Regions from separate parts of the Homo sapiens genome. Here region 1 is linked to region 2. Evidence: read pairs that join two places in POLR2A ChIA-PET (ENCODE). Cell type or tissue: Panc1. All regions are shown on one strand. Links, peaks and the distances in the headings refer to the core of each region. The heading gives the core; the rest is flanking DNA. Region 1 has its middle 48 kb from the start of LINC00525. Region 2 overlaps PKD1L1 (polycystin 1 like 1, transient receptor potential channel interacting).

What was found. Peaks named below come from ENCODE experiments on the same cell type or tissue, not always from the same donor. Only the 100,000 strongest peaks of a DNase experiment are listed, where the experiment ranks them.
Region 1: POLR2A ChIA-PET joins it to region 2 with 8 read pairs; 1 of 35 experiments calls an interaction of 5 or more read pairs at or near these places.

What each region holds. Positions count from the first base shown.
Region 1 is chr7:47,708,359-47,719,241 of GRCh38, forward strand. No RefSeq gene overlaps it. Among named protein-coding and RNA genes, the nearest start is that of LINC00525, 48 kb to the right of the region's middle. RefSeq lists enhancers at 1,771-2,485, 6,841-6,920, 7,473-7,767 and a silencer at 7,473-7,767. In Panc1, for the core only: no CTCF peak of the experiment used is centred there; no DNase peak of the experiment used is centred there; H3K27ac peaks cover 7,454 bases.
Region 2 is chr7:47,798,677-47,809,559 of GRCh38, forward strand. It overlaps PKD1L1 (polycystin 1 like 1, transient receptor potential channel interacting), which reads right to left. Exons shown (of 57, transcript NM_138295.5): 51 at 10,797-10,883; 52 at 9,571-9,711; 53 at 4,534-4,668; 54 at 1,973-2,203. The region is part of intron 1 of PKD1L1-AS1 (PKD1L1 antisense RNA 1); the gene reads left to right. Among named protein-coding and RNA genes, the nearest start is that of PKD1L1-AS1, 8.8 kb to the left of the region's middle. In Panc1, for the core only: no CTCF peak of the experiment used is centred there; no DNase peak of the experiment used is centred there; H3K27ac peaks cover 7,872 bases.

The sequences.
Region 1 (10,883 bases), core at 1,066-9,065, 91 kb before region 2:
TTTTTAGTACAGACGGGGTTTCACCATGTTGGCCAGGATGGTCTCTATCTCTTGATCTCGTGATCTGCCTACCTCGGCCTCCCAAAGTGCTGGGATTATAGGCGTGAGCCACTGCGCCTGGCCCACAATTTTAAATTAATTAATTAATTCATATGAAATGGGGTTGGGGGTGTCTCGCTCTGTTGCCCAGGCTGGAGTGCAGTGGCATGAACATGACTCCCTGCAGCCTTGACCTCCTGGGCTCAAGTGATCCTCTCGTCTCAGTCTCCTGAGTAGCTGGGACTACAGGCACGCATACCTGGCTAATTTTTGAAATTTTTTGTAGAGTCAGGGGTCTTCCTAAGTTTTCCGGGCTGGTCTTGAACTCCTGGACTCAAGCGATCCTCTCTCCTCTGCCTCCCAAAGCGCTGGGATTATAGGTGTGAGGCCTTGCGCCTGGCCTATCTCAACTTTTAAAAGGATAGACAAAGCCACTTCCAGTTCCGAAAGAGACCAGGCCTGTGAATTGCAGCCTGGCATGCAGGAGTGCCCTGGCAGCTTCCCTATAGAAAGTGGCAGCAGTTAGTCTGGGGACTCTGTGGTGGGGTTGCTTCTGCAGCTGTGCCTGACACCTTAGGCAGGCCCACCCTATGCTGGTCCTGCCTTGCTGCCCTGGGGCCGAGGGCCAGCATCTGTCCCTGTTTCACAGGAAGCAGAGAATCACTCAAGAGCTCATTTGGGGTGGTCACCCACAGTCACACAGTGATAATATTGCACCTCCACCTCTATTGCCAACCACTGCCTTTCCCTCACCTCAGGCAACTGCATTCATCTCCTAATGCAGCAAACTCTGACTGACCATCTTCTAGGGACAGGCTGGTTCCAGGGCCAGAGTGTCTCCACGGTTGAGTGATGCCTGGGGCTGACTGATCATGCACAGAAAAGCTAAAGGAAATGGAAAGTCCTGTTGGAGGACGGGCAGAAGGCTAGGGAGGGGCTCAGAGAGGCACATGATTCAGGCCTCGACGGGGGCATGGGCAGATAGAGGTGGGCAGGAATCAGCCATGTCACCTGCAAAGCTTTGGTGGGAAGGGGGAGGTGGGGGTGGGGCACAGGCTGGGCTCAGGAGCCACCACACAAGCCATTTCTGAGGGATCTTCCACTCCACCTGGCCATTTGAGAAAGAGGGGTGGATGAACACCTTTACCCAGGAATCGCTCTGTCTGCGCCCAGGGAGAAGGCATCCCTGAGTCTGGCCTGCAAGGCCCTGTTTCTCCTTCCCTCCAGGCAGCCTTCAGCCAGAGCCAGAAGGAAGAGGAGCTGACACAGTCACCCACAGAGACCTGTTTCTCTCTAGACAGTGAGAGATTCGGGCACAGCAGAGGACCTGCCCTTCTCATTCCTGCGGGGCCCACGGATTCAAAGAGTCCAGGCCCTTAGTCCCATGGGAAGAGCCCTTTGCTGACCCCTGGTGAGTCCAGCACATGGCTGAGTTGATTACACCACGATATTCCAGCTACAGGTTCTTGATTTCTGCCGAGGCCCACCGCCTGGCTTTGACGACACACATCTTTCTGCATTGGCGGGAGTCTCCCCATAGCAGATGAGCCACGGTGGCTTTCGGTAGGGCTGATACATGCTTTGGGGGTTGTATCTGGAAAGGACATGTGTTCTCCATGAGGAGGTGGAAGCAACCAGCCAGTGGACCGGCCCTGTTTCTGGGCCCCAGCTCCCCAGGCTGGGTGGGTTTCAGTGCTGTTGGGGTCACCTGTGGTCTCAGACATGGTTCCCATCACTGAGTGCATAGGAGAGGACCTGCAAGGTTGTAAACAACACTGTTGCTAGCCTCCACCCGTGACATCAAGTCAGAAACGAGGATGGGAGTGAGGCTCATAAGTCCATATTTTTAGAAATCTCCGCAGGAGCTTTTACCTGCAGTTAAGGGGGAGGACCCCCCCACCCCGCCGCCCGCCACTGTCTGAATCACGCTGTTGGTGAGGGGCCCGGACGGGCCCATGTGGGCTGAGCAGCCTCCCAACTCCTGCAGCACCAGCAGAGGGGCCAGAGGTCAGAGAACTGGACCTGCCCACAGTCTCCAGGCAAGGTGAAGAAAAACAGACTCCACTGTCCAAGTAAGCAGTGTAATGTGTCAAAGAGAAGAGGCTGGGACTCCATCCAAAATATGGAATGGATTGGAGATAAATGACTCCTTGAAACCAGAGCTCAGCAGCCACTGTGTGAGCCAAGGGGACTCCAGCAAAGCTGGGCATAGCCCAGCTCAGGCTCCAGAGAAACCCCCTCCCCAACGCGGAGGGCAGATCCTGGGGCGAGGTGTGGGTGGCCCCTAAGAACTCCAGCAGGGCCCTGGTCAGATGGAGGCAAGCCTGGGCCTGTCTGGAACCTGAAGGTCTGGGGGGTCTCAATGGTATAGGCTGGCTCCACCCCAGGAGGATGAGAAGCAGGCAGAGGACCTCAAGGAACGTCCCCTGGGAGTGGAGGAAGGACTTATCCTTGGGTCCCATGCAGTCGCATGCTGCAAGGGCCACATAGGGGTATACCTGGACTTTCTCGGCCACTAGAGTTTCTGATCGTCTAGTGTGGGCATCCATGAAAAGGTTAAATTCAGTAGGAGAAAATAGTGAACGAGAGGGCAGTTAGCACAGGACTTTATTCTGTGTGAAAACAGGGTTGAAAATTAAGTTCTGAATAAAAAATCTCTCTGAGCATTCAAAATAGATGTCATATGCCTCTGCAGACTGTTGCCTGCTGACTGTGACTCTTCAGTGAATGCCATAGGCCTATATAAGGAGGAAATTTGCTTGCACTTCTTAAAAAAAACCCTTAAATCCCAGCACTTTGGGAGGCCATGGAGGGAGGATCACCTGAGGTCAGGAATTCGAGACCAGCCTGACCAACATGGACAAACCCCATCTCTACTAAAAATATAAAATTAGCCGGGCGTGGTGGTACATGCCTGTAATCCCAGCTACTCAAGAGGCTGAGGCAGGAGAATTGCTTGAGCCCGGGAGGCGGAGGTTGCGGTGAGCCGAGATCATGCTGTTGCACTCCAGCTTGGGCAAAAAGAATGAAACTCCTGTCTAGGCGCAGTGGCTCACGCCTGTAATCCCAGCATTTTGGGATGCCCAGGCAGGCAGATCACCTGAGGTCAGGAGTTCGAGACAAGCCTGACCAACATGGAGAAACCCTGTCTCTAATAAAAATACAAAATTAACTGGGCATGGTGGCGCATGCCTGTAATCCCAGCTACTCGGGAGGCTGAGGCAGGATAATTGCTTGAATCTGAGAGGGGGAGGTTGTGGTGAGCCGAGATTGCGCCATTGCACTCCAGTCTGGGCAACAAGAGTGAAACTCTGTCTCAAAAAAAAAAGAAAGAAAGGGTGAAAGTCTGTTACAAAAAAAAAAAATCTTAAAAATCTGGATGGCGTGAATTTCCAGCTGAAAGAAGGCCAGGAGCAACAGGTGTAGAAGTGAGGAGAAGGAGGATGAAGAAAATCACACTGAGTGTGGAGTCAGGGTTGGGCCCTGCAGGTGAGAGCCTGTCGCATCCTCACAGCCCCTTCCGTGATCCTAGCCCACAGGCTGACGGCGGGGTGCTGCACGGCATGGTGGGTGTGAATGAGGCTCTTCGCAAGGTCTATTGCCCAAGCAGTCCTCTTACGAAAGTAACTGGTACTATCTTCCGTGCCTCGGTTTCCCCCACTGTAAAAAGGGCATGCTAATAGCAATCTCCCTCAGAGGTTTCTGTGAGGATTCCACATGCAGCAGAAGCTGTGCTCTTGTTAGATTTCAGCAATGATCATGACTGGCGCAGAGTCGTTGAGGAAGGAGCCTTTGACTTGGTGTACTTGTGTGGGCTTCCATCTAAATGGGTTAAAAAACCCAACCCCCACCCCCACCCCGACCTGACATTTACAACAGCAGTCCATCAGCTCTTCAGGAAGGTGATCTTTCCATGGGCTCTTAACAGGTAAGATTTCACTGCAATAGTCCTAAAATTTTAAAATCTGCTTGCGTTTTTTTTTTTTTAAGTGAGCTATTTGGGGCAGCTAAATACTATCTTTGAGTCACTTTTTCCCATGACAGTCCCGTTCACGGGTCCATTCATTTGACACCAACAAGTCAGAAATGAAATAGGAATATCTGTAACCTATCACCTAGGGATTCACGTCAATATCACATGCAGGTAATTACATTGAAAATTGAGCTTGAGGCATCACAGTTGTCTTCATAAGCATAAAAGCCATAAACGCATTAGGCGACAAGCACTGCGCGCATACTCAGCCCCCCGCGCTCTCTGCTGCTTCTCGGCGCTTCAAGTTGACCTCTCCTGGGAGCAGGACCTTCCAAATGGAGGACTAAGGAAAGAATGTGAGAAGGGCTGGAAAGAGCTGTATTCTAAAATATCTATAAAGTGCCTTGAAAATTGCCAGGAGACATTGCTTGGGAAACCCTGACTTCAATTATGTCCCTACACTTCATAGCAGCTTGACTGCAAACTATCTTGGCTAAATTAAAACCTTCAAAGGAAATTCCTTAAAGTAAACATAAAAAGGTCATCTTTAAATGCACAAGAACTAAAATATTTGAGGTTTAGGAGCCCCAAAGTAGATGATACATCGTATATTGTCAATAGCCCATGGGACGTTTTATTTTAAAAACGCTTCCACTTCAACTTCAAGGGGTACGGGTACAAAGTAGGTAACCTGATAATTCCAAAAAATCCAAAAAGAAAGAAAAAATTTCCCCGTCAACAGCGATCACAGAAGTTCTATTTGAAACACTTAAAAAGATTAATTTAACAATCTTAAAATAACTCATCTAATACTGGTGGTAGTGTGAAGTAGTTATCCTCATGAGTTGCTCACACTGCAATTTGTAGGAGGCATTTTAGAATGCATGTGGCAATATCTGTCCCAAACTATATTTTATTTTCCCTGGCCCAGGAATCAAAATTCTTTTTTTTTTTTTTGAGACGGAGTCTCGCTCTGTCACCCAAGCTGGAGTGCAGTGGCGGGATCTCAGCTCACTGCAAGCTCCGCCTCCTGGGTTCATGTCATTCTCCTGCCTCAGCCTCCTGAGTAGCTGGGACTACAGGCACCCGCTACCACGCTTGGCTAATTTTTTTTTTTTGTATTTTTAGTAGAGACAGAGTTTCACCGTGTTAGCCAGGATGATCTCGATCTCCTGACCTTGTGATCCGCCCTCCTCGGCCTCCCAAAGTGCTGAGATTACAGGCGTGAGGCACCGCGCCTGGCCAGGAATCAAAATTCTAAGAGTCTATCCTAAGGAAATATTTCAAAAGAGGGAACACTTTAGAAGCAGCATAATTCTCCTTGTAGTATTTTATGCTTGAGGAAGAAGACAATCACCTGTAGTAGGGGTTGGCAAACTATGTCCCACAGGCCAAACTGGCCTTCCGGCTGTTTTAGTGAATAAAGTTTTATTAAAACACAGCCACGTTTGGTGGCTCGTTTATGTTTTGTTTTCACACAATCACAGCAGAATCGAGCAGCTGGAACAGAGGCCATGTGGCTCCTAAAGCTGAAAAATATTTACTACCTGGCCTCTTTTGTGGTACTGAGCTTTGAATCCTGAATTATGATATCACTCTATTCATCAAGTTATTCTCTTTATAGCCTTCTGTAAATCTTAAATTTAATCCTAGATATTTCAGATTTTTTTTGCTGTTGTGAGTAGAATACTTATTAAAAATGATATTCTCTTGCTAATATTGAAAAAGCTTTTGATTTCTAAATATTTATATTATAACCGACCACACTCTGAATTCTCTTATTTCATCAATTAAGCTTTACTTGATTCTCTTGATTTTTTTTTTTTTTTTTGAGATGGAGTCTCGCTCTGTTGCCCAGGCTGGAGTGTAGTGACATGATCTCAGGTCATTGCAAGCTCTACCTCCCGGTTTCACGCCGTGCTCCTGCCTCAGCCTCCCGAGTAGCTGAGACTACAAGCGCCCGCCACCACGCTTGGCTAATTTTTTTGTATTTTTAGTAGAGACAGGGTTTTACTGTGTTAGCCAGGATGGTCTCAATCTCCTGACCTCGTGATCCACCTGCCTAGGCCTCCCAAAATGCGGGGATTACAGGCGTGAGCCACTGCGCCCAGCATCTCTTAAGATTTTGTGTAGATATTTTAAATTAGTTTTAAATAATTAGTTTGTAATAATTTTAATTAGTTTATCTGGAAGTAATAAACTAATAGTTTACCCCCTCACTTCCAGTATTTTTCTTTCATCTTCTTATCGTACTGAATCACTTGCTATTTCTAGGTCAGTGTTAGATACCAATAGTGAAGATGAGTACCATTCTGCTAATTTTGAAATAGCCTTGACCTAGTTACTCAGAAGTCAGGAGCCTGAAGCTAGCCCTGAAAATCCTGATTGCAAAGAGTTTTATATTCCCCTGAAGAAATTCCTCCTGATCAGCTCACTCCACACAAGGCAGCTGCACACAGAGCAACTGAGACATCCATGCTCTGAGCAGAGTTCCGGGTCAGCCCTACCTGGGCCACTGGGGAGGAAGCCATGAATTCTTTCTGCTCTCTGATCACTGGGATGTTGGTTCCAATGCTTAAGATTTCCCCCCCAGGCACATAAAGACAGGTGTGAGGAATACAAATTTCAGAAGCTAAATAAACCAAATAAAACATTTTAGTCAAAATATGAGGTAAGCACCCACAGTACGGAGGGTGAAAACATCTGTGCTTTGATAGACAGGTTCTGTTTCTGTCCTATCTCCTAAAATCTCAGTGACACTGGCACGCCTTCTCTGAGTCTCAGTTCTCTCAACTGTAAAATGAGAAATAATACCTAAACTCTAGAGTTCTTGCAAGAATTAGAAATAATTCGTAAGTATGGTTTGTAGGAGATATTGAATATATAATTAGTAAGTATCACATGTAGGAAATATTGAATAAATCCTCATAAAACAGCAGCAATAACCATCAAAACTTTCTCGGCAATTTGAGGAAGTTCCATTGGGTGCTGAAAACACAACTGTCCTTTGAACACAAGGATTGACTGTGGGGGAGATGCTGTGGTCTTGGATGGTTGTCATTTGCATAGTTTCTCTTTCAGGTTTCTTTCCTTCCAGCCATGCAGACCAACATCCAATATGATCACAGCAGATGCAATCTCAGTCTTTACTTAAAGTAAGCTTCCTTTGCTACAGAAAGGCCTAATCTTTTCCATTCATTTTTTGTGGACCACCACAGTGCGACACCCCCACCCCAACCCAAGTAGGCACATGACAATTGTGAAGTAACCAGAGGTCATTGGTTGTGACCCGCGGGTAGCCATTTTGACCCATGAAGGCCCTGCGTGGGGCAGGGCAGGTTACATGTCAACATATACTTCTGGAAAGTGCTTGATCATATGTTCAACTAAGAAACCATTGGCACCTCCTCTCATCCCATGCCTAAGTCCTTTCCTCAGCATGCTCTGTTAGGGAGACCCCACCTATTTTGTCTCTGCCTAACAATCATACATGGGGGCCTAATGTCCCTGGTGTTACAGATTAATGTACAACATTGTCACCCCTGCTAAAGAAGGACTCGCTGGGCTTCCCATCTGTAAACAAGAAGGCAGGGCTTGCATGCATGAAACACAAGGACCCTGGACTTGGTGCAAAGGGCTCTGACTTGGTGCCCGGCTCTCCAGCTGGATCTAGGCCTGTCCTTTAATTTTCATGTCTCAGATGTCTAACCCGAAAAAGGGGAGAGAATTCCAATCATTACTCTGTGTGGAAAAAGTAAAGCGTCTCTTTTTTGATGGGATCTTTATCCATTAATAATTTAGTTGGACTAAATTATTTACATTTAACTTGTTAAAGGTCTATTTATTTATATATTTTTAAATTTTTATTTATTTATTTTTTTGAGATGGAGTTTCTCTCTTGCTGGAGTGCAATGGTGCGATCTGGGCTCACTGCAACCTCTGCCTCCCGAGTTCAAACGATTCTCCTGCCTCAGCCTCATAAGTAACTGGGATTACAGGCACCTGACACGAAGTCCGGCTAATTTTTGTATTTTTAGTAGAGCCGGGGTTTCGCCATGTTGGCCAGGCTGGTCTTGAACTCCTGACCTCAGATGATCTGCCTGCCTCGGCCTCCCAAAGTGCTGGGATTACAGACGTGAGCCACCGCTCCTGGCCCTATTTATTTTTTTAACCTAATGACCTAATAGCACTTAATAAATAAATTTATTGTCTATTGATGATTCCTAATACATAAGCCATTAAAATCCATCCTGGAAGAATGCCAAATATTATTCCGAATTAAAATAGAAAGTAAGAAATATCGGGGTTTGGTGCAGTGGCTCATGCCTGTAATCCCAGCACTTTGGGAGGCTGAGGCAGGTGGATCATGATGTCAGGAGTTTGAGACCAGCCTGGTTAACATGGTGAGACCCGGTCTCTACTAAAGATACCAAAAATTAGCCAGGCATGGTGGCGTGCACCTGTAATCCCAGCTACTCGGGAGGCTGAGGCAGGAGAATCGCTTGAACCCAAGAGGCGGAGATTGCAGTGAGAGGAGATTGCTCCATTGCACTCCAGCCTGGGCGACAGGGCGAGACTCCATATTAAAAAACAAAAACAAAACAAAACAAAACAAATATCAAGCTTTGTAAAAGTGAAAAAAATCCTTGCAACTATTCACAGTTTGTCATATGTGTAGGGGATAAGTATTGAAGTGGGCAAAATATTTTCTCTCCCTTTATTTAATCATCACAATTACTCTACAAGGCAAAAGCAATTAGAACAGTGTCTGGGCCAGAAATAAATCTGTATATCTATGGGAAGTTGATTTTAAATTAGAGCACAAAGACAACTCTTTTTTTCTCAACAAATGGCTCTAGGACAACTGAAATCCACATGCAAAACAGTGAAGCTAGACTCAAACCTCACACCATATACAAAAATCTACTCAAAAATGGATCAATGACCTACACGTAAGAGCTAAAGCTATAAATCTCTTACAACAAAACATAGGACTGAATCTTCCTGACCTTGGATTTAACAGTGGTTTCTCAGATATGACACCAAAAGCACAAACAACCAAAGAATAATAGATAATTTCAGTATTCAGAATATAAAAAGAACTCATACAACTCAACAATAAAAGGACGAATAACCTAATTAAAAATATACAAACTGAATAGACATGCCTCCAAATAAGATACACAAATGGCCACTAAACACACGAAAAGATACTCAACATCCCTAGTCTTTAAGAGAATTAAATCAGTACCACAATGAAATACCATTTCACATTCACAGGATGGCTGTAATCAGAATGACAGACAACAATAAGTGTCAGTGAGGAAGAAGAGAAATTGGAGCACTCCTACAAGGCTGGTGGGAATGTAAAATTGTATAACCACTGTGGAAACAGTCTGGAAGTTAAGCATATAATTACCCTACAGCCTAACAACTCTGCCCCTAGGTTATATACCCAAGTGAATTAAAAACATGTTCACACAGACCGGGCGTGGTGGCTCATGCCTGTAATCCCAGCACTTTGGGAGGCTGAGGCGGGCGGATCACGGGGTCAGGAGATCGAGACCATCCTGGCTAACAAGGTGAAACCCCGTCTCTACTAAAAATACAAAAAAATTAGCCGGGCGTGGTGGCGAGCGCCTGTAGTCCCAGCTACTCAGGAGGCTGAGGCAGGAGAATGGTGTGAACCCGGGAGGTGGAGCTTGTGGTGAGCCGAGATCACGCCACTGCACTCCAGCCTGGGTGACAGAGCAAGACTCTGCCTCAAAAAACCAAAAAACAAAAACCAAACAAACAAAATGTTTACACAATAATTTGCATATGAGAGTTTTTAGTAGCATTATTCATAATAGCCAAAAGGTGGAAACAGCTCACATGTCCATCAGCAGATGACTGGATCAACAAAATGTGGCATATAGGTGCAATAAAATATTATTCAGCCGTAAAGAGGAATGGAGTATTGACACGTGCTGCAAGGTGGGTAAACCTTGAGAACTTTATGTTAGGTGAATGAAGCCAGATCCAAAAGACCATGTTTAATATGATTCAATTTATATTAAGTGTCCAGAATAAGAAAATTCATAATGACAGAAAGTAGGTTAATTTGTCATTGCCAGGAGGTGGGGGTAGGTGATGAATTGGGTGCAGGATTACTGCTAATGGGTACAGGGTTTCTTCTAGGGTGATGAAAATGTTCTGGAATTAAATCATGATGATGGTTTATAAACACGCTTTAAAAAGCCACTGAATTGTACACTTTACAATGGTAAATTTTATTACACGTGAATTTTCTCAATTTTAAAAATAAGTGCCTGAAACCCAGGGAGCACCTGGTAAGTGACGACTATTGTGACTATTAAATCCTGTCACCAGCCGCAATTTACACATGACGAACCATCTCTGAGGGAAAAGGTGCCTCACCTAGGGGCACAGGGCTGGATTGCACTGCTTCCAAAACCCACCAGTTAACCAAGATACCTTACATCTCTTCAGGATTCGTCTCTTCAAATCCTGCCAGTGACTTCCAACCCAGAGGGAGAAGGAGAAGGTAATATGCTGAGCAAAGAAATGTGTCTGATGAGAGTATGGTTTCTGTTTATTATATAGACAAGTATGACAGCATTTACATTTGCACATCTTCCTCTGTGATTAAGCATTACATGTTGTCTTCATGTAGCATTGTTGACCAACCTCCATTCAGAATGAAGTTTAGAGAACACATGCGGCTTCTTGAATCTGAGAAAGTGTTACTATGATTGTATTCCAAAGCTCCTACGAGCTTAGCATCGCCCTCAACCTTTGGAGTTGGAGAGAATGTGGAAGTTCTGGGTACACTGTTAAGTACTCCATAATGGCGAATTCCAGCAGTCAT
Region 2 (10,883 bases), core at 1,319-9,318:
CCTGGGAGACAGAGGTTGCAGTGATCTGAGATCACGCCACTGCACTCCAGCCTGGGCGACAGAGTGAGACTCTGTCTCAAAAAAAAAAAACAAAAAAACCAAAAACAAAGAAACAAAAAAAATTCTAGAAGAAAATAATAGGAGAAAATATGTGACCTTGGGTTTGGCAATTCATTTGAGCCAGGACACCAACAGCAAAATCCATAAAAGAAAACATTGAAAAACTGGCCTTTATCAAAATTTACAACTTCTGCTCTGTAGAGATGCTGTTAAGAGAATAAAAGGAGAAGCTACAGATTTACAAATCACATATCCAATTTAAAAACTGTATTCAAAATATAAAAATTGCCACAATTATTTGTATATGCCAGTCTTCCCCTATGGACTGTGAGCTCCCTGAGGCAGGAAGCAGTTATTATCTTTGTTTCGCCATTGCCTGAATATAATGGGCATTCTTTAGTTTTTTGTTGAATGAGTGAGTGCATGAATGAACAAATGAGTGGATTGATGGATGGATGGGTGGGTGGATAGGTGGACAGGTAACTAGTTTGGTGAGTAGGTGTGTGGATGGGTGATCGATGGATTTATGCATTCATGGATGAGCAAGAGTAGGGAGCTAGGATCATTGATAAAAGCAAAGGACTCGGGCCTGAGTGTTGTCAAGGTGTGAACATGAGCAATCACTTTTAGTTTCCCTCTAGCTACTAAACTAGAATACCAGTAGACTTTTAAGGACTGCAGAGAATTTTTATCCACTTACAAAGCTTGAATATTAAATTTACTGAACTTGCAGTGGGCTCTACAATGTGTCAGGAACTACTACCCTAGAAGGCAGGCACACCAATATGCCTGCTAGGAATGTGGCTAGAGTTCAAAAGCAGACAAAAACCAATAGCACAAGACAATGGGTGCAATGAGGAGGCATGCTCAGAGCCTTTGGGGGTCCAGGGGAGAATCGGTGCTGGGAGAGCTTCTAGAGGGAACACCACATTGACCCTGTCTTAGAACTTAACGCTGAACGAGTCACAGTGGAGGGATCCGAGGGAAGGCATGTTCAGTAAGTGTGGACAGCATGCCTATAGGCTTAGTCAAGCACAGAGCAGGGGTCCCAACCCTGAGCCTTCCATAGGAACACCTGTAGGGCCTTCTGGAAATAGAAGTGATGAGTCCCACCCTTGTGATGTGGGCATAGCAATCCTGGGTCTGGCTGGGCAGAGCAGGTCGGAGCCTCGGCAGGGAGGGGTAAAATATAAGACACTCAGTAACATTTTAATTTCAGGTCAACAACAAATAACTTTTAACATAAATATGTCTGAACTGCTGCAGGGGGCTTACTAATACTGAAAACTTTTCCATTGTTTACTGAAACTTAACTGTAACTGGGTTCCAGTTTTATTTGCTAAATCTGTTGACCCCAAGTCCAGGCAATAGGACAAGACCATGGGGGAGACTCTTCTTCCACTGAAGGAGTTTAAGCCATGTATGACATGACTAGATTTGCCAGTGGCAGGTCAGTAGGAGGGCGTGAAACAGGGAGCCATTCCTCCTTCAGCCGCTAGCCTGGAGAACACGTCCAGTGGAGGTGGCTGATGGGAGTGCAACTCTGATAAGATGGAAAGACTGAGAAAAGGCAACAGATACCCCTGAGGCAGTGTGAGATTGCAGATGAAGTTCACAGTAAGAAATGATGTGATTCAGTGCAGAGTGAGGGGGGCCAGGGAAGCTTCCTGGAGGAAGTGGCACCCTGGGGTGGCTGCTCTCGTGCTGGACTATTCTAGAGTAAGGGAGAGTCAAACCAACTGTGTTTGACGGACCTGACCTCCCAGGGCAGGTGAGCTGGACGGCAGGGATTCATTACCATGAGATCTGGCCTGTGTTGCCTGGCCCTGTCCACATGGACCAGAGTTTCACCCCAACAGCAAATGAAACTTTTACAAACCATAACTTGAAAGTTGGGGATGTGTTTACTTACCATTCCAAAACACAGTGTGGCAGAGACTATTAAAAGGATCCCAAAGTAACAAGCCATGGCCCGCTGGTCAGACTTGGAAAGGCCAAGGAGGCAGTCTTTTTGGCTTCTTCTGGGAAAATGAAACAGCAGCCCGGGGAAGGCGTCTGTGAAGGTGCCAGGTGGTAGAACCCACATAGAGAGCAGAAATCGGTGCAGGTGGGAGAGGGCGGCCAGCATCAGTGCCCCCACCAGCTGCAGAAAGAAAATCCAGAGAGCACTGACCTTGTCACCTCTTCTTAGGAGTGGAAGACTCAACTTCCAAATGTTGAAAATAGAGACAAACTTGGAGGGGCAGTTTTGGGAGTGTGGATCAATCATGTCATCCCTGGTTTTGAACCCAAAAGGCGTATGTCACCCTCTCACCCATCTCCCAGGCCTCCCTCCTCCCACCCCACCAGCCTCCCACACTGTGGCTGGTCTCCCTCCTCCCTTTCAAGGGCTCTTCCTGCCAGTGCCCTCTCCTCTCCTCAGCTGCCTCCTCTGCCTATGGTGACAAGCGGCCTGCTCCCCTGGCCTTTGGCCCCCTTAGGAAGCCATGGTTGCCATGAGGGGGCAGCTCCCTCATGATCTTTATGTCCCCCGCACCTGGCCAGAGCTTAGTAAAATAAATCACTTAGGAAGCATCAGGAAGGCTTTCCAATTTTGATGTAGATTTGGTTCAGGTTAAGTTTCATGGTCCTGGTTGTCGTAACAGACTGGGAACTTGGCCTGGGATCTGAGGGGTTGTATCACTGGCTCCGTTCATGCTTCTCACTCCATCTGCTCCAACCAGCCCTGGTGCTGACAAGTATTTTTTCAGCCTGGATGTCAGACCATCAGGCGGTCGTCCCATAGGTCCACATGGGGCTGTGTGTGTAGACTGTGGACGGGCCTACAGAGAGGCCCTACCTAGCTGCAGCTATAGTCATGGGCTGCATTCTGTGTGGGTGCTTGCTGGATTCATGTACAAGCCTGGACAGGTACCCAAAGACTTCCCTACAAATGCACTAGGACTCGTTTTAGTATTACTTACTCCATAAGTGAAATCAGACATCAGTGGAACTCAGAAGAAAGAAAGCACAATCTATGAGTCTACAACTGGACAAATTGAGCTGTGTGGTCTCCCGGTCTCCCCTTGATGCCTATGCATCTATACTTGCTGCACAGTTAGAATTCTGCTACTTAATTTGGACACAAATTATTTATATTCTGGGCTTTTTTTTCCTTACATAAAAGCATTTTTGGCTGGGCGTGGTGGCTCATGCCTGTAATCCCAGCACTTTGGGAGGCCGAGGCGGGCGGATCACGAGGTCAGGAGATCGAGACCATCCTGGCTAACACGGTGAAACACCGTCTCTACTAAAAATACAAAAAATTAGCCACACATGGTGGTGTGTGCCTGTAGTCCCAGCTACTCGGGAGGCTGAGGCAGAAGAATGGCATGAACCCGGGAGGCGGAGCTTTGCAGTGAGCCGAGATTGCACCACTGCCCTCCAGCCTGGGTGACAGAGCGAGACTCTATCTCAAAAAAAAAAAAAAAAAAAGCAGTTTTGCATGTTGCTAAATGGTCTTAATAATGACTAGTTTAATCACTCCATAAATTCTACATGCATATAATCTCAAAGGCCAGTAGTAACCTTCGGGGCAAATGTCGTTAATGCTTTTTCTGGAGGCAGAGGTTGGGCAAATGGCTGGTGCTCGCAACAGTGAGCTGGAGTGTGGGACAGCCAGGTTCAAATGCTGCTCTCTCTGACTCTCAGGTTCGTTCTCTCTGCCCTGGTTTGCTCAGCATGTTCCTCCAGTGTAAGGTGAATAGGGCTTGCAGAACCCCTTCCCTGGAGCAGGAGACCTGTGCTTGGTGTCCTGTGTGGCTTGGATCCTGACAGCCAGAGCCTCCTAACTCAGGGCACTTGGCCTAGACTTTCCCTCAGCCCTGATTGCAATTCTTTGCTGTACTAGGGCCTGTCAGGTTGGAGAAAGCTCTTTCTCTGCTGGGACCAGATCGGAATCAACAGCACCCCAGGAACTTCATCAGGGCTCCAAGCTGTACTCTGTACCTGTTGATTCGGAGCTTCACCCTCCAGACCAGACTTCAGGGCTAGCCCTGGATGAAGACTTGGCTGTGCCCTGTTGTTTGAGACAGGAAATCCTGAGAATCTTCTAAGAAGAACTGTGCCTGTCCATAGCTTGGTTGTGATAGTTAAACGAAGTAATCTATGAGAGGCCCAAAGTGCCATTCCTGGCACTTAGAGAAAGCTCAGTAGGTGATAATAACTACTTATATTAGTAATAATAACATGCTGTTGTAAGGTATAGTACAGAGCAAGTGTTTCCTAAATCATGGTTATTGTTGTCATGACCATAACTTACTATGTAACTATTGATATCAGTTATCTAAAACCACACTGTAAGGGATTAGAAGACTGGAATTCTAGACGGTGTTTAACCTTGAGAGCAGTTTGTTTTTCCCTTGAGAAAGGCTGACGAGTACACAGATCAATGGTTTACAAGGGAAATCACCTGATAAAGGGGAGAGTTCTTACCCCTGCTACAAAGATGCTGGGGAGTGAGTGGCGCATCATGGAGGAGCAGGATGCCATTGTGTTTTGAATGCCAGGAAGATAGACGCATTTTAATGTGAAGAGGAATAAGAGGATTCCCCGGAGCCATCGAGCCCTCTGAGACAGAAGAACATAACAGTCAGTGTGCCATGCCAGTCACTGAAAGGTGCAGACATATTCACAGCTGTCAGTCATGCATAAAGAGTTCATTGGATTTGATGATGTTATATAGACCCATGAGTCTCCGAGGGACATCAAGTGCAGATGTCTGCAGAGGAGAATGAGTTGGAACTAGGGGTAAATACAAATCGTAACGCATTTTGAGAAGACCTGCTCTGAATTCTGGCCTGGCCATTTCTTTGAACACCAGGATGGAGCAGGTCTAGCAGGCACACACAGATGGGACTCTGTCCACCCCACGTCTGTTCTCCCTGTCTGCGCCTCAGTCTACTGGGCTATAAGAAAATCATCACCACAGAGGGGACTCAAAGAAGTATTTAGTGCATGCTTATTTCCTTTCCCCCAGATACATGTACAGAATAGGGCACCAACACTTTCCAAGTAGGTTTTTAAAAACGTAATCCTTGCAAATACGGGAGGCACTCCACTTTATATCTCTAGAGTCTACGGCTCAGATAAACAGTGTGAACAGACAAACATAGTACAACTGGGGGGCATGGCAGACCCAGGGGCAAACAGCCTTATGGACTCGTCCACATTCACAAGGCCTCTAGGAAGGCTGCTCCCTTCTCCCCTCCCTACCAGGGGCTTATGGGGAAAGTACTTTTGGGTGTATGATCTCATATGCTCTCACCAAAATTATAAGCCCAAGAGAAAAGAAATGACAGCTGGATGGTTTAAAATCTATATGGGCAATGAATCAAGGTTTTCTGTTTGTTTTATTTCCTCAGTAATTGGGACAAAGTCAACAATGACTTCTGACAACCAAAACCTAGAGAAGCTGTGAGTGGCTGTCACCCCTCGGGTTCCCTTCAGAGCAGGCAGGGCCGCACATGGTTGAATGGGGGATGAATGGGGCTTTAGCCAGCACCGGCCAAGAAAAATGCAATGCAAGCTATGGGTAGAATTTTCTAGTAGCCATGTTTTAAAAAGTATAATTAAACAGAGTAAATTTGTTTTATAATATATTTTGTTTAAAATAGTACATGTAAAATCATAAAAAATAGCATCATGTCAATATGTAACCAACATAAAAATTATTGAGATATTTTACATTTTTAATTTTTTTTTTTTTTTTTTTTGAGAGAGAGTCTCAATCTGTTACCCAGGCTTGAGTGGCAGGATCTCGGCTCACTGCAACCTCCGCCTCCTGGTGAGTTCAAGCAATTCTCCTGTCTCAGCCTACCGAGTAGCTGGGGCTACAGGCACATGCCACCATAGTGGCTATTATTATTATTTTTATTTTTTTTGCATTTTAATAGAGACAGCATTTCACCATGTTGCTCAGGCTGGTCTTGAACTTCTGAACTCAGGCAATCTGTCAGCCTTGGCCTCCCAAAATGCTAGGATTATAGGCGTGAGCCACCACGCCCAGCACATTTTTAATTTTCATACTAAGTTTATGAAGTCCAGTGAGTATTTTACACTCACAGCACATCTCAGTTTGGACTAGCCACATTTGAAGTTCTCAATAGCCATGTGTGGCTAGTGGTGACTATTGGACAACACGGCTATAAACCTCCTGTGGACAGAGTGGAAGGGCCGCTTTCTTGCCTCCATCTGATTGAGGGATGCCATAAAGCCTTCTGAGTAATTGCCATTATTATGACTTTCATTTATGGAACATCTGCTAGGTGCCAAGCTGTTCCAAGGATATGTTTGAATGTGCCTGTACAAATACACACACACACACACACACACACACACACACACATTCAAATCCTAGCAAAACCCCCAAGGTATGTATCATAGTTCTACCTTATTAAGACTTGAAGAAAGTTAAGAAACTTGCCCAATGGCACATGGTCAAAGAGGAGCTGGGAGTGAGTTTTAGGTCTGCTGATTCTAAAGCCTGTGCATTTTCATTTTCACACACTCAAATCATAGTTCTTTAATCCTGGGTGTTAAATTCCATCATTAGAAAGTCATTTGTGTTTATCTTGAAGATGACTCGTTCTTCCTGCACCTGGGATGCAGCCTACATTGAAGTTAGAGCTAAATTCCTCTAACTGTCTCTACAGAGAATAATTTGACAAACAGCACAACAGGTGCCCACAGAAGTGGAATTAGGAGGGAAAGCCGTAGTGTGGGCAGAGGCCAAGGTGCCAGAACAGAGACGGGTACATGAGGGCACCTCAGAAGACAAACATGGTCTACACTGCACATTTCTGAAAAGCTGGCCCTGAACACACAGCAACACAGCAACAGAGCTGAATGGTGTGAGATACAGGTTCCTGCCTTGAGCACTCCTGGGTCAGGACAATGTGGACCATGTCCTTGGAGGGCCGTTCCATTGCATTATAGTTCTGTGCTTAGGAATGCAGTTACCCAGGACCCCAAGACCAGAGGCCAATTCCAGTGCAGCTCCTATATCAATGTGAGTGACCTTGAGCCAGTTGCTTAACCTTTCAGAGCCTCGGTCTAGATGGGTGGCATACTAGTACCTGTTTCATTAGATGGTTGGATAGCTCAACATACACGTGATTATATAGAATTTATGCAGTGCCTGGCAGGAGCTAACCTCAATACATGTCAGCTCTTCTCAGAAGCTAATTGAGGAATTGGAAATTGGCATCTGCCCTAGAAAGGATCCCCAGGGAAGAGGGGCTCTCCCCAGGTAAGTTTTTCTGGCAGGGGCAGGGAACATAATGAGAAAGATAGGACATCAGTGGGGAAAAGGGATATAAGGATGAACTCACTTCCCAAGGTCAGAAGTCAGGAGGAGGCTATTTACTGCAAGTCACCAGGTCAGTATGTAGACCAGATTCATGTTTGCCCTAGTCATGCTTCTAGAAAACCTCCCCTGTCCGCATCAGGTGAAAAGAACATCCTACATTCACTCTGCCCCCTATTCCTGAGGCCCACACCTGCTGGCCAATCAGTGACTAATCAGATGCTCTTGTAAGCTGTGCACTGAGAGACAGAAAGCTGGCCGCTATCTGTGGGCCTTTAAGCACAGGCAAGGGAGTGTCAGGCATGTCGGCATTGTAGCCCACAGGACCATGCAAGACTACAGTTACATGGGTAAGCCAGAACTCAAATAGTAGGAAGCGGGTTGACTAGCAGAGCTATACTATAAAAGGTAGACCAGGAAGCCTGCTGTCTGTCCCAGAGAGAGATGCCAATAAATTAAGCAGCCAGTCCTCATCGGGCCCTAATATTGGTACCAGGGGAGCAGTAGTGAACAAAATAGATACATTCTCTATTCTGCAGTTTCCAGCCTTGTGGGGGAAGACAGTAAACCAAATAATTGCTTAATGCAGATTTCATTAGATGCTGATAAGTGCCTGCAGAACAGGTCCCTGGTTGGCCTTGGCCAGCCCAGCTCTTCCCCTTTTATTGCTTATAGTTCTCACAATAACTGTTGAATGTGCTAGGAATGCAATATCCGGAGATAAGGAGGAACTACATGGAAGAGCGTGGGCTCTGGTCATGTTCCTCCAAGAAGAGGATGCCCTCTAACACTTTAGCACAGCATGTTATGTTCCCCCAGCTTATGAAACTTCAGGGCAGGCAGCTTTCCAGGCTCTCTGAACTGGTGCAAGCGGGACACACACAGACAGGATTCTGTCGGGACACACACAGACGGGACTCTGTCGGGACACACACAGACGGGACTCTGTCCACCCTGGTCAGCTTTCCTGAGGTGGGGGCACTGGCTCACCATGCAGCCCAGGCTTCTGCTGTCCCTGCCAATCTGTGAGTGACAGTTGCTTTGCCTTGCTTGTGCGAGTGTTCTGTCTCATCAGATTCATGTATTCTTTCACTTCAGGAGAAAAGCCAAATCTTCTGCTTGGGCTCCTTTAGAACCTGTTTCTTTCCTCTAGCCTAGGGAGTTTCTCTTGCTTGCAACAAAATGATCTCCAACAAAGAGGCAGGGACTGGGGCACTGGTGGAGGAAGCAGAAGTGTAGAGGAAACGAGCCTCATCCTGCCTGGTTCTCCTTACACAGCGGACAGGAGCCAAGGGGTGAGAGGGAGGTTGTGGGGCAGATGAATGGACCTGGGGAGAAGGGGCCTGAAGATGGAGGGGAACTGGCCCTTGTTCTCTAGGTTGCTATAGGACTCACCCAGCCCTGGGGGTGGCCCTGGGGCCCTGACCACCCTCTAGATGGGAAAAGGAGGACAAGGGGGTTAGGGAGGGGCTAGATCTGAGGGCAGCAGGGCAAGGAGGCAGAGTATGTGGGCTCATCTTCCACCACCACAGGAAGGCAGCGTCCCATGCTGTTGTGGGGGGATCCTGCCCCATCTCATCAGCCCCCTCCCCAGGGCTCGTCCAGGCCCATCTGTGCACATTTGCCTGGTCCTCCTGGTAGGAGCCCCCATCCCTGTGGGGAACCATTCCCTGCAGGAAGGGCTGCCTAGGGGAAGGAGGTACAGGGACTTTGAAACCAGACTTCTCTCTATTGAGGGACCTGATACTCTGTGAGCTTTGGTGTCTTCACTTGCAGAGTGGCTAATACTGCCTGCATTTATGACTGTCGCCAGAATGAAGAGAGAAAATGGTGTGTCTAAGCAAGTCAGCGCTAGCCTCCTTCCTCCATGCTGCATCAACACCTGCTTCCTGTGCCCCTTAGCGTCCCCTGGAGGCACTGGGGGAATTCCAGGCTCTTGAGTTCTGCTCCACGCAGAATCCACATACCCCAGTGTTCAAAGCATGTCTCAAGCTCTTCAGGCCCTTCACTGTCCTGGCCACTCCCATCTGCCAGCTCAGAGCATCATCTCTCGATATCAAACAAATCTGTTGTCTCGCACCTTCTAGAGTTTGTGTGACCTCTGCCTTTTGGATGGCATCACAGTGCATGGCCTCTATCTGCATGGCCCTGAGCACACCGTGTACCTGATTCCATGATGCCATAAGGGTGAGGTCCATAAATGCTCGGCAAAGTCCTCTGTGAAACTGGTTAGTGACATCTCCAGCAAGAGTAACAAGGTGGCCGGAAACTGCATAGTAGGTGAGGCTCACTCCAACCACGGAGAGCTGGAACATCCAAGAGAAAGGCCCTCAGATGGCTCCTGAGGAAGGGCTTACCTGGCACCCCATGTGACACGCGTTTGTAAGTTACAGTCATGAGTCACTTAACTACAGGGATGCCTTCTGAGAAATGCATCGCTGGGTGATTTTGTCCTTGGGGGAACATTATAGGGTGCACTTATGCAAACATAGACAGTCCCACACACCTAGGCTATATGAGACAGCCTATTGTTCCCAGGCTACAACCCTGTGCAGCGTGTTCCTGTACTGAATACTGAGGCAATCATACACAATGGTAAGTGCTGGTGTATCTAACTATATCTAAGCATCGAAAAGATACAGTAAAAATACAGTACAAAAGGTAAAAAATGATCCACCTGTATCAGCACTTACGATGAATGGCACTTGCAGGACCAGAAGTGGCTCTGGGTGAGGCACTGAGTGAGTGGTGAGTGAATGTGAAGCCCTAGAGCATTACTGTACGCTAATGTAGACTTTATAAATGCTGCACACTTAGGCTACACTAAATTTGTAAACACGTTTTTCTTTCTTCAGTAATAAATTAACCTTAGCTTACTGTAACCCTTTTACTTAAAAATCTTTTAATTTTTTTAAACTTTTTGACTCTATGATAACACAGCTTAAAACACAAATGCACTGTACAGCTGTACAAAAAATATTTTCCTTATATCCTAATTCCAAAAGTTTTTTCTATTTTTAAAAATTTTGTTTTAATTTTTTATTTTTAAACTTCTTTATTAAAAGCTAAGATACAAACAGACATATTTAGCCTAGGCCTACATACAAGGTCAGAATCAAGATGTCATTAGGTGACAGAAATTTCTTAGCACCATAAGATCTTATGGGACCACCACCTTGGCTGAAATTCGTGTGGTACATGACGGTAACTGTAACAACACTAAATGATACCTGATCTCAAATGCTGTTTTGAGATTAACACTACAGAGGGAGAAAACTGCAATAATGTTGGCAGTAGCTAGTGCATAATCAATTTCTTATTTAAATTATTTTTTCAAGATATAAACAGTTTATTGTTATTTTTCAAAAGAAAATGACACAAGAGAGGCTACCTCCAGCCAGTTCCTTGGCTTTCGCCAGTAGCTGAGGACGCCCTTGTCCATCATACGGTAGAGTTGAACACAGAGGTGGATCAGGCT